Linked DNA regions of Homo sapiens: region 1 is linked to region 2. Evidence: chromatin contacts called from ENCODE Hi-C or POLR2A ChIA-PET data. All regions are on one chromosome and are shown on one strand. The core of a region is the stretch at or near the end of the contact, and the rest is flanking DNA. Distances in the headings are between cores, read along the strand shown.

Region 1 (4,651 bases), core at 689-3,188, 43 kb after region 2:
GGCCTCCCACTCGAATAGTTTACGATGACCCGAGACCCGGACCAGGCAGCCAATCCCGGCTCGATGCCTGCCCCCAGTTAACCGAGCTCCTTGCCCCCAGTGGTGTTTCTAGCATTTTCTCCTTAATGTTTTTAGTCCTGACATTTACCACAATCTTTCTTCCCCTTGGGCCCCAGCAGACATTACAGACAGTGTCTATAAGGAAATGCCACTTTTCTTAATAAGGTAAAACCCTGGAGTGTCCAAAGTGCGTGCTGGATGGAGAAGCTCCCGGCTGTGGGTGAGCCACTCCGACCTGGTCTGGAGGTGCTGTTTCTTTGATGCTGTGGCCTGAAATCGCCGGTGGCCCTTCCTGGCAAATGTGACACAGTCATGGGGGCCGGAATGTGCAGACGAAAGTTTACCAAAAGCTAAGGGAAAGCAAACAGGAAACCAAGATGGGAGGGCATATGACCCTGAGGAATGTGGTCCCCCAGGGGCAGCCCACCCTAGATTCCTCCACAGGGGTCCCTCTCCTGGAAACCATGACTCCAGGGGATCCACAGAATGGTTTGCACACACACGTGTGTGTGCGTGTGTGTGTGTGTATTACTGGGAAGGAGGGCCCCCCATGTCTCCCACTGGGTTCTCAGGAGGGTCTGTGAACTACCAAGAAAGGTTAAAAGCCAGGATCTCTCAAACCACCCAGCTCAGCTCCCAAAGCCCTTCCATTTTCTACCATCCAAGCCTTACCAGGCAGTGTGACCAGGCCTTTGTCCCTGTACCCTAAAATTCAAATATTCACCACTGTAACCGCCAGCACCATTTCTCCTGTGGGGGCGCCAGCCCCTTATCAAGGGCAGAGAACCTGCCTGTCTGGGCCTCTTCCTGTGCACATTGGCTACCCCCAATCTTCCCCCTAACACATACCTGATTTGAGGGTCTGACCCGTGCTCCTTGCCCAAGGGCCAAGGTTCTTGTTATAGCTCTGGGCAGAGGTCATCCAGGAGGAGCCCTGGAGGTCCTGAGACTGCTCCAGGTCTAGACTTGAGAGAAAGGACAAGCCCTCTCTCTGCCTCCCAGTGCCTTCCCTCTCCTGTATCTCCAAGGCCCTGCTCCCTGTCCAATAGTCTGCCCTTCCCCAGCCAAGTGACCCCAGGCCCGAGGCCATGTCTAAGATGACCTCTCCCTCCCAATGGCCCTGGGCAGCCATTCCTGTGGGGAGCCCCTGATGGCAATGGGGGACCATCATTCATAGGGCTTCCTCTACACAGTCAATTCTTTGGGTGAGCTGGGACCCTCCACTTGGCCATGAAACCAGAGGATGGCTTTGAGAACCTCATGTCACCTGGTCTTCTCCTGGCAGGGTCACTGCAGAGATGTCCGTAAGACGTTTCCCATTAGAACTCCCCTGTGCAGTAAATACCTGTGTCTTGGGCCCCAGGTTGAGGCAGTAGCCCTTTTGGTCCCTTCAAGGCTCTGCTTTGGAGTATTTAATAACCACGTTTTGCCAGTGAACTGGAGACTCACGCCAGGGGCTGCCATGTTGGTAAATTCTCAGAGAAAGTCGGGCTCCTTTTTACCTCTAACTACTAATGGAATCAGGACACCTTGGACTTGTCATTCTGTAAGTCCGGACTTAATGTAACTGCTATTTCATCAGCCTTAACCTGAAAACACTAGCACCCAGGAGGGGCTCAGTGAAAGCCACTAGAAGTAGAGGCCCTTGGCTTAAGGTGATGTTTCTGTGTACAGGCATCCAGCAAAGGTTAGTTGGGTGTCTGAGTGTCTCCTCTACACCAGGCACCGTAGTAGGCTCCAGGGATACCGAGATGAACAGAGTGGACATAGTCTTCAGGACTCTTATGGGCTCAGGCATGAAATGGAGAAAGGGAGAACACTCTCCTCTCCCCGGGCTTCCTTGCTGACTACACAATTTACTTGGACTGACAGCCTCAATATTTATTTCACAGTCTGGTGCCAACTTAGCAATTACGGAAGAGCGCTCCCGGCCCCAGACTTCCCATTGGATAATTGGCAGCAAGAGGCTCTTCTGAGGGTTTGAGACATGTGTGTGCACTGACCACAGGCATCGTTCGGGTTAGGCAGGCGTGCCTAAAAAGTAATTAAAGCCTGCTGTTCTCTTTTCTTCTGTGGGTCCCGCCACTCCCCGTGAGCGGTGAAGATTCTGATAACGCGGAATGGTCATTCAGGCGTGCAAACCCTGCTAAGTGGTGTTTCCCGCACCCTGCCATGGAAACGCTGCCCCCACTTGCCGGCCCCTGCTGACCCCCTGACACTGTTGCCCCCTCTCTGCTGCAGCTGGAGCACTTCAGAAGTCAAGTCATCAAGGCCACCTATGGACGGGCGAAGCCGTTCCGGGACAAGCCCGTCACCGACCAACAGGTTAGTCTGCCGTCCCTGCCACGTGGCTCCTTCACTTTCCTCTTCTTCTTCTTCGTGGATCTGGATTCCAGACCCTGGGAGCATATGTTTCTGTTTTTGTTGGTGGCATATTTTTCACACTGTTGCTACACCATAAAGATTTGTTTTGATTTTATGGGATTTCCTGGCTTTTAAAGTAAAAGCCAGTTAAAACTCCCTTGAAATGTGTCTGTGAAAATCAAATTAAACCATTCGGGCTTACTTCTGGTCTCCAGACATGCATGTTTCGCCTCCATTAGCACTGGGAGAAAGGGAGCCGCCTCCCCACAGCCAGTGCGTTCTGGCGCGTTCCTTCAGAGGAGAAAAGTTGACAGTGGCAGTGAGGGTGGATGTCTGGCTGTAATGATTGCCTTGCTGTTCTTCCACTACACTTTCTAGCCCCCTGTGTCAAAGCACAGATGGGAAAATGTGCCGTGGGCTGCTCTCAGTGGGTGTGGGAGAACCTGACCTGCTGCTTATGAGCCCATAATATCAGGCTCAGTGTTCTGAATCCCTATACAACACAGAAGAATCTGGAACAAACTCAGGGCCACAAGACAGGCCTTTGGATCATAAAAATAATCTCTGATCGGCAAGGAGTGGTGGCTCATGCCTGTAATGCCAGCACTTTGAGAGGCCGAGGCGGGTGGATCACCTCAGGTCGGGAGTTCGAAACCAGCCTGACCAACATGGTAAAACCCCATCTCTATTAAAAATACAAAATTAGCCGGGCATGGTGGCGCGTGCCTGTAATCTCAGCTACTTCAGAGGCTGAGGCAGGAGAATCGCTTGAACCCAGGAGGCGGAGGTTGCGGTGAGCCGAGATCAAACCATTGCACTCCAGCCTGGGCAACAAGAGTGAAACTCCGTCGCAAAAAAAAAAAAAAGAAAAGAAAAAAGAAAAGAGAATCTCTGATTCTGGGACTCATTCCCTGGTGACAGGACCAACGTCCCCCTTGACAGCCATCACCAAGACATATCAGGACCTCTGTCCTCCCGTGCTTAGACAGGGACTTAAGTTGCATCTCTCCCCTCTCCCATTCCCCTTCCCTCAGGGCCCCCCACCCCTGTATGTTACATCTTTTTTTTTTTTTTCCTTTTTCTTTTTCTCACCAGTTAATAGAGAAAATTACCCAGGTCACTGAGGACAACATCAATTTTCAGCAGAAAAAGTGGACCCTCCAGAAAGAGACCCAGCTGAGCAACTCCAAGCAGGAGGAGACCACCGAGAACATCGAGAAGCTGAGGACGTCGCTGGACAGCTGCCAGGTGGCCCCTCCTTACGCTTTCCACAAATGGTCTCTTTGTCTAATTTTTGTGCGGCTTATTTGGGAAATTGCCCAGCTTTTTTGGAGCAAGTTGGGCAGAAATGCTTGGCTTTTCTATCCACTTTTTCCTCTTGTTGGAGAAACTTGTTGGAGAAGAAAAAACAAAGGGCCTAAAAAAATGCCTCCCGGGAGAACTTGGCGTGTCCAAAAAAGATGCCTGAGCATCTTCAATTACTGACTTTGAGCGGCCCGCATCCCCAGCCAAAAAGAAATTGTTTTCATAGCCCCTATGTTATTTCCAGAGAAACCAAAGAAACATTCCTGCTTTTTATTTGCATTTTCTTGTTTTGGCCCAGCCACAAAAGGCGGTTTCCACACCGTTGCTTTTGACTCTGGAGGAGCAGGGACGGGAGGACTTGGCCACAGCCCTGCGGCCCCCACCCTGGGACATGGCTTATCAGAGCAGGCGGTGGCTTCTGCTTTCTCTGGAAATCAGCAGCTCCTGTTTGGGGAGTTTGTGCAAATGCTGGCTTGTCAGCACTCTTTCAAATCAGGAAACCACGCTTTCCGACCAGCTTGTGTGTTGATCTTGGCAGGAATTCTGACGAATGGAAAAAAGAAGTAGCCACATTTGCTTCTCATTGCAGCCAAACTGTTGATGGTACTTTGGCTCTGGGGTTTCATAGACCTAAAAGGGGGTTCGCTTTGACCATCAAAAGTCCAAATTAGAGTATTAAAAAAAAACCTGTCAAAACATAAAAATTTTAAAAAAGAAAAAAACTGAGTCCTCCCAAGGCGGCCAATACGTGGCGCTGCCTGCTTCGTGGCAGAGTCAAGAACGCTGTTCCTCGAAGGTCACGTCAGGGGCTATTTCTGGCCACAGGGCCTGGGCTCCTCATGATCTCACCTCTTTGCAGGCTTGCATGAAAATATCCTGTTGCAGCCATGACCTGAAGAAGGAGGTCGACCTTCTTCAGCAC
Region 2 (4,508 bases), core at 1,450-3,949:
GTTCTAAAACGTGGAAATAGTATGTAACTTGGCTGTTCTGTGTTCTAACATGTATAATCCCAATTTCTGGAATGGAAAATCCTAGACATAATTGATCCTTTTCTTGGAGACTTAGAATTATTGCCCCATTTTGAATCCTGGCACCCGCCAGGGGCTGTTGAGATGGAGAAGGCTGTCTTCCTGGGCCGCACATAGCACCCTCTGCTGCCCTGGGGCTCTTCTGTCTGCGTTTTAGGGTCTGGCAGTCAGTTCCTGCTCTCTGCTGGGATCAGTGTGCCTCCTTTCCCCCTTCTTTCTTGCCCCTTCCTGTCCTTGTAATTGTGTAGTTATTAGGGTAAAATTGAGTAAGATCAGAGGAAGTAGAGGCTGAAAGTAGACCTAGAGGACTACCTGTATGAATAAGCGACATTAGTGGTTCCATGTGGATTTTGTATTATTTTTTTCTGGTAACTCAAAGGTCCCTTAAAAGAGTTTTGTTTTTGTTTTTTAATTAAATAACCTGGCCAGGCATGGTGGCTCACACCTGTAATTCTGGCACTTTGGGAAGTCAAGGTGGGTGGATCACTTGGGGCCAGGAGTTTGACACCAGTCTGACCAACATGGCAAAACCCCGTCTCTACTAAAAATACAAAAAATTAGCCAGGTGTGGTGGTGCATGCCTGTAATCCTAGCTCCTCGGGAGGCTGAGTCATAAAAATCGCTTGAACCCAGGAGACGGAGGTTGCAGTGAGCTAAAATCGCGCTACTGCACTCCAGCCTGGGTGACAGAGTGAGACACTGTCTCAAAAAAAAAAAAAAAAAAAAAAAAGGAGAGGGGAGGAAGGGGGCATTGATTAAGACTCAGCTCCACCTCCTGGTTGGGGATTACTTATGTGTGTTACATTCTTCTGTAAGGAAGTGTCTCTTCTCTGCCATTGAATTATTTACTCATTCATGTATCTATATCAGTACGGACTCCTCTGTCTTTATTTGATTCTCTGTGCTATAATCCACCTGATGTTATTTATTTTGTAGCTCATATTGTCCTAGCCTTGGCCACTGGAGCGCTTTTGGGTTGGTGCTTATCCCTCTAACAGGGCCCGCACCTTCTGTTTTTGAGCACTTACTCACTTTCTGCTGTTACAAGATGCCCCAGGCTCATAGTGTATTCTCCCTGCCCCAGCCCCAGAATCAGCTGAAGGGTATTTTTTAACTTTGGCTCTGTTTGCCAATTGTTCAATTCAGTTCGGTCAGCAGGCACCTAGAGTGTGTGCCAGGCCCTTCACTGGGCACTGGGTCCAGCCAGTGCTATGCTGATGAGTGTCTGAAAAAGTAAAGTATGCAGGTATAGTATAAAGCTTACTGACACAAAGAATGTGTAGCACATTCTTTATAAATAATAACAAAATATGCAGGACTCTTTATGGCAAATTTATCATAAATTCCATAGAGCCATTGATTCTCACAGAGGGTTTTTATTGATTTTTGCCAAACTCTTGTATCCCTAGCCAACTTATGGTAGCAACTGATGAATGTTTCCAACCGGAATACTGGTGGATATATTTGTTTACCTTTGTGAGTAAGACGAAAGTGAAATGAGAAAGATTTGTATTGGAACCTCACATGTTCATCAATGACATGAGCACCTTCTTTGCTATCATAGTTTATGAATACCAGAAGAAACTATTGGATAATAGTTTTTGAATATCAGAAGAAAATTTCCTCCATATCTTTTGTGCTACTCATAATGTGATGGCTACAGACATAAAACACTTTTAAATCTCATCTGTATTACTAATATTTTATCCAACACCTTCCTAAGAATAGACAAGCAACAAAACAAAAAATCAATCCCTGATTTGTAACATTCCCTGATTTCTGTGGTGTAAATACTCCCATTAATGCAGAATAGGCAAGCCCCAAAATTGGGACTTAGCCAGGGAGGGTTCTTGGCTTTGCCCAGGAAAGAATTCAAGGGCAAACCAGCAGTGTGAGACAGCACCTTTTATGGAAGCAACAGTGCACAGTGGCAGGAGCGGGGCTGCTACTTGCTCAGCAGGGCTACCCCATGGGCAGTGCGCCCAGAGTAGCAGCTCAAAGACAATTCTGCAGTCATATTCATATCCACATTTAATTACACAGAAACGAAGGGGTGGTTTATGCAGAAATTTCCAGGAAAAGGGTATTACCTTTCAGGTAGTTGGGTCATTGCCATGGAAAGGGGTGGTACCTTTTGGGTGTTGCCATGGCAATGCGAAACTGACATGGCACACTGGTGGGCGTGTCTTATGAAAAGCTGCTTCCACTGCGGCCCTGTTTTAGCTGGTCCTCAATTTGGTCTGGTGTCTGAGCCAAACCTCCAGAATTGAGTCCCACCTCTTACCTCACCATCCTGGCCAATTTCAAGCTTCACTAACACAGAGCCACAGAGAGCTGGGTAGCAGCACATCACTCTACAGCACTGCCAACACACAGACGCAGTAGGAAGAATAACTGTAAGAGCACAGATTATCATGAAATATAGTAAAATAATTAGGAGGCTAAGTTTTAAGTATTTATTACTGTTGTTTCTGGTATAATTTAATTGTAAGTATATATAATTTATTTTTTAATGGCTGTGTTTATCAGCCAGCTCACAGAATTCTCAACATTTACTCATCGGCTCTCATGAGCCAGCACCAACAGGCCCCAGCTCTCCTCTGGCACAGCAGTGAGCCAGCTACAGCCCTGCCTGGGGGGAGACTGCAGTTCTCTGAGTGGCATCCAGGGTGCTGCACATACCCTGTGACTCAGACTTGCAGGAGGGAACCTATAACGTTCCTGGAAAATCCTGTCCACACATCAATCCTGTCCATGCACCATCTTGGGGATTTTCACACCATCTATTTCTCATTTTCATTTTTTAACTCAGAAAATCTATTCTTCATTAGCCAATCATCTAAGATCCTTTTGCAAGTATGGAAAGCAAGTGCAAATCATGACTTCAAATGACCTGGAAGCTCCAGGGGCACAGAGTTTGGAGTCAGACAGCATCACCACTTCCAGGCTTCAGGACCTGGGGCAAGTCTCTGAACCTCACTGAGCTTCTGCTCCTTTAATGCACAAAATGTGGGTAAAAATGCTTCCCCTACCCCAGAGTTATTCTCGTGATTAGATGGGGCCACATATACAAAGGGCACAGCACAGCCTAGCACCTAGAGCCTTCTCTCCTTGGTGGTTCAAAGCCAAGTGGTAAGAATTGGAGGCCAGGCACAGCGGCTCACGCCGGTAATCCCAGCACTTTGGGAGGCCGAGGCGGGCGGATCACGAGGTTAGGAGATCGAGACCATCCTGGCTAATACGGTGAAACCCTGTCTCTACTAAAAATACAAAAATTAGCCGGGCATGGTGGTGGGCGCCTGTAGTCCCAGCTACTCGGGAAGCTGAGGCAGGAGAATGGCATGAACCCGTGAGGCGGAGCTTGCAGTGAGCTGAGATTGCGCCACTGCACTCCAGCCTGGGCGACAGAGCGAGACTCCATCTCAAAAAAAAAAAAAAAAAATTGCAGATAGCAGAAAACATGACAGATGCTCCAAGGGCAAGGTCTACTTCCCCACCTTGTCCACAGCCTCCAGGGCTTCCTGGAAGAATGCATGGGTCCTGTAGGACTCTGGGCAAACTCCCTTGGCGTTTTAGGGTGTCCTTCTCACCCTGAAGCCTTGACAGGGTCAGAAGCAGATGTTAGCGTAATAACACAAGAAACAAGGAGATCATCCGGAAACAATGGATTTGGAGTTCTCGAGTACATTACTGGTTGGGTGTTTATTCAAGCTGATAGAAATTCAGCCGTGGGTGTGGTCCAGGTGGTTGGCAGCCTGCTATTTTAGACAGTGTGGGAGAGATCAGGAAAAGCACATGCGGCCTCAAAAATAAACAAAGAAAAAACCACCACGCCACACACCATATGGTCAGAGAGAAAGAAAGAGGAGGAAAGAAAGAAAGAAAGAGAGTGAAAGAAAGAAGGCACTAGCAAGTATTTTTTAACTAATATTTCTAAGCCAGACTTGTTGATAACTGACCTTGATCCCAAACTCTATGTACATTCTAATGTGAGCTCAGCCAGGAGCCAGTTTTTCAGGAGTCTTTTTTTTATGTTTGTTTATCCTCCTCACTGTTTCCTTGTAGTTACCAGCAGCAATTTCTGAGAAAACCTTGACCTTGCTTATGATAGAGTAGGCCTGTTAAGTAGAGAAGACTGACATTAACCTTCCAACTAAAGCCACCCTAAATCAACATGCTTTCAAAAAACAAACAATGCCGGGCGCTGTGGCTCATGCCTGTAATCCCAGCACTTTGGGAGGCCAAGGCGGGTGGATCATCTGAGGTCAGGGGTTGAAGACCAGCCTGGCCAACATGGTGAAACTCTGTCTCTACTAAAAATACAAAAAATTAGCTGGGCGTGGTGGCACATGCCTATAATGCCAGCTACTTGGGAGGCTGAGGCAGGAGAATCGCTGGAACCCAGGAGGCGGAGGTTGCAGTGAGCCGAG

Evidence for each region. Hi-C counts contacts between places; a loop is a spot of excess contacts on that map. ChIA-PET counts read pairs that join two places held with the same protein, here RNA polymerase II (POLR2A).
Region 1: a loop to region 2 is called in a map with no recorded cell type, with 7 times the contacts of the local background. The contact joins two enhancer-like sites. A Hi-C loop is called at or near these places in 1 of 168 maps with a recorded cell type or tissue (endothelial cell of hepatic sinusoid) and 1 of 37 single-sample maps with no recorded cell type. POLR2A ChIA-PET finds 5 or more read pairs at or near these places in 2 of 52 experiments (Panc1 and naive thymus-derived CD4-positive, alpha-beta T cell).

What each region holds. Positions count from the first base shown.
Region 1 is chr1:15,324,758-15,329,408 of GRCh38, forward strand. It overlaps FHAD1 (forkhead associated phosphopeptide binding domain 1), which reads left to right. Exons shown (of 34, transcript NM_001391957.1): 12 at 2,302-2,385; 13 at 3,520-3,672; 14 at 4,589-4,651. FHAD1-AS1 (FHAD1 antisense RNA 1) reads right to left here. Exons shown (of 2, transcript NR_148919.1): 2 at 1,923-4,651. Among named protein-coding and RNA genes, the nearest start is that of FHAD1-AS1, 17 kb to the right of the region's middle. RefSeq lists an enhancer at 1-626. Within about 2 kb of position 1,939, at least 3 of the 41 ENCODE cell types and tissues checked have a DNase peak (open chromatin) inside an H3K27ac peak, as active enhancers do.
Region 2 is chr1:15,280,977-15,285,484 of GRCh38, forward strand. All of the region lies in intron 3 of FHAD1 (forkhead associated phosphopeptide binding domain 1), which reads left to right. Among named protein-coding and RNA genes, the nearest start is that of FHAD1, 36 kb to the left of the region's middle. Within about 2 kb of position 2,700, at least 10 of the 41 ENCODE cell types and tissues checked have a DNase peak (open chromatin) inside an H3K27ac peak, as active enhancers do.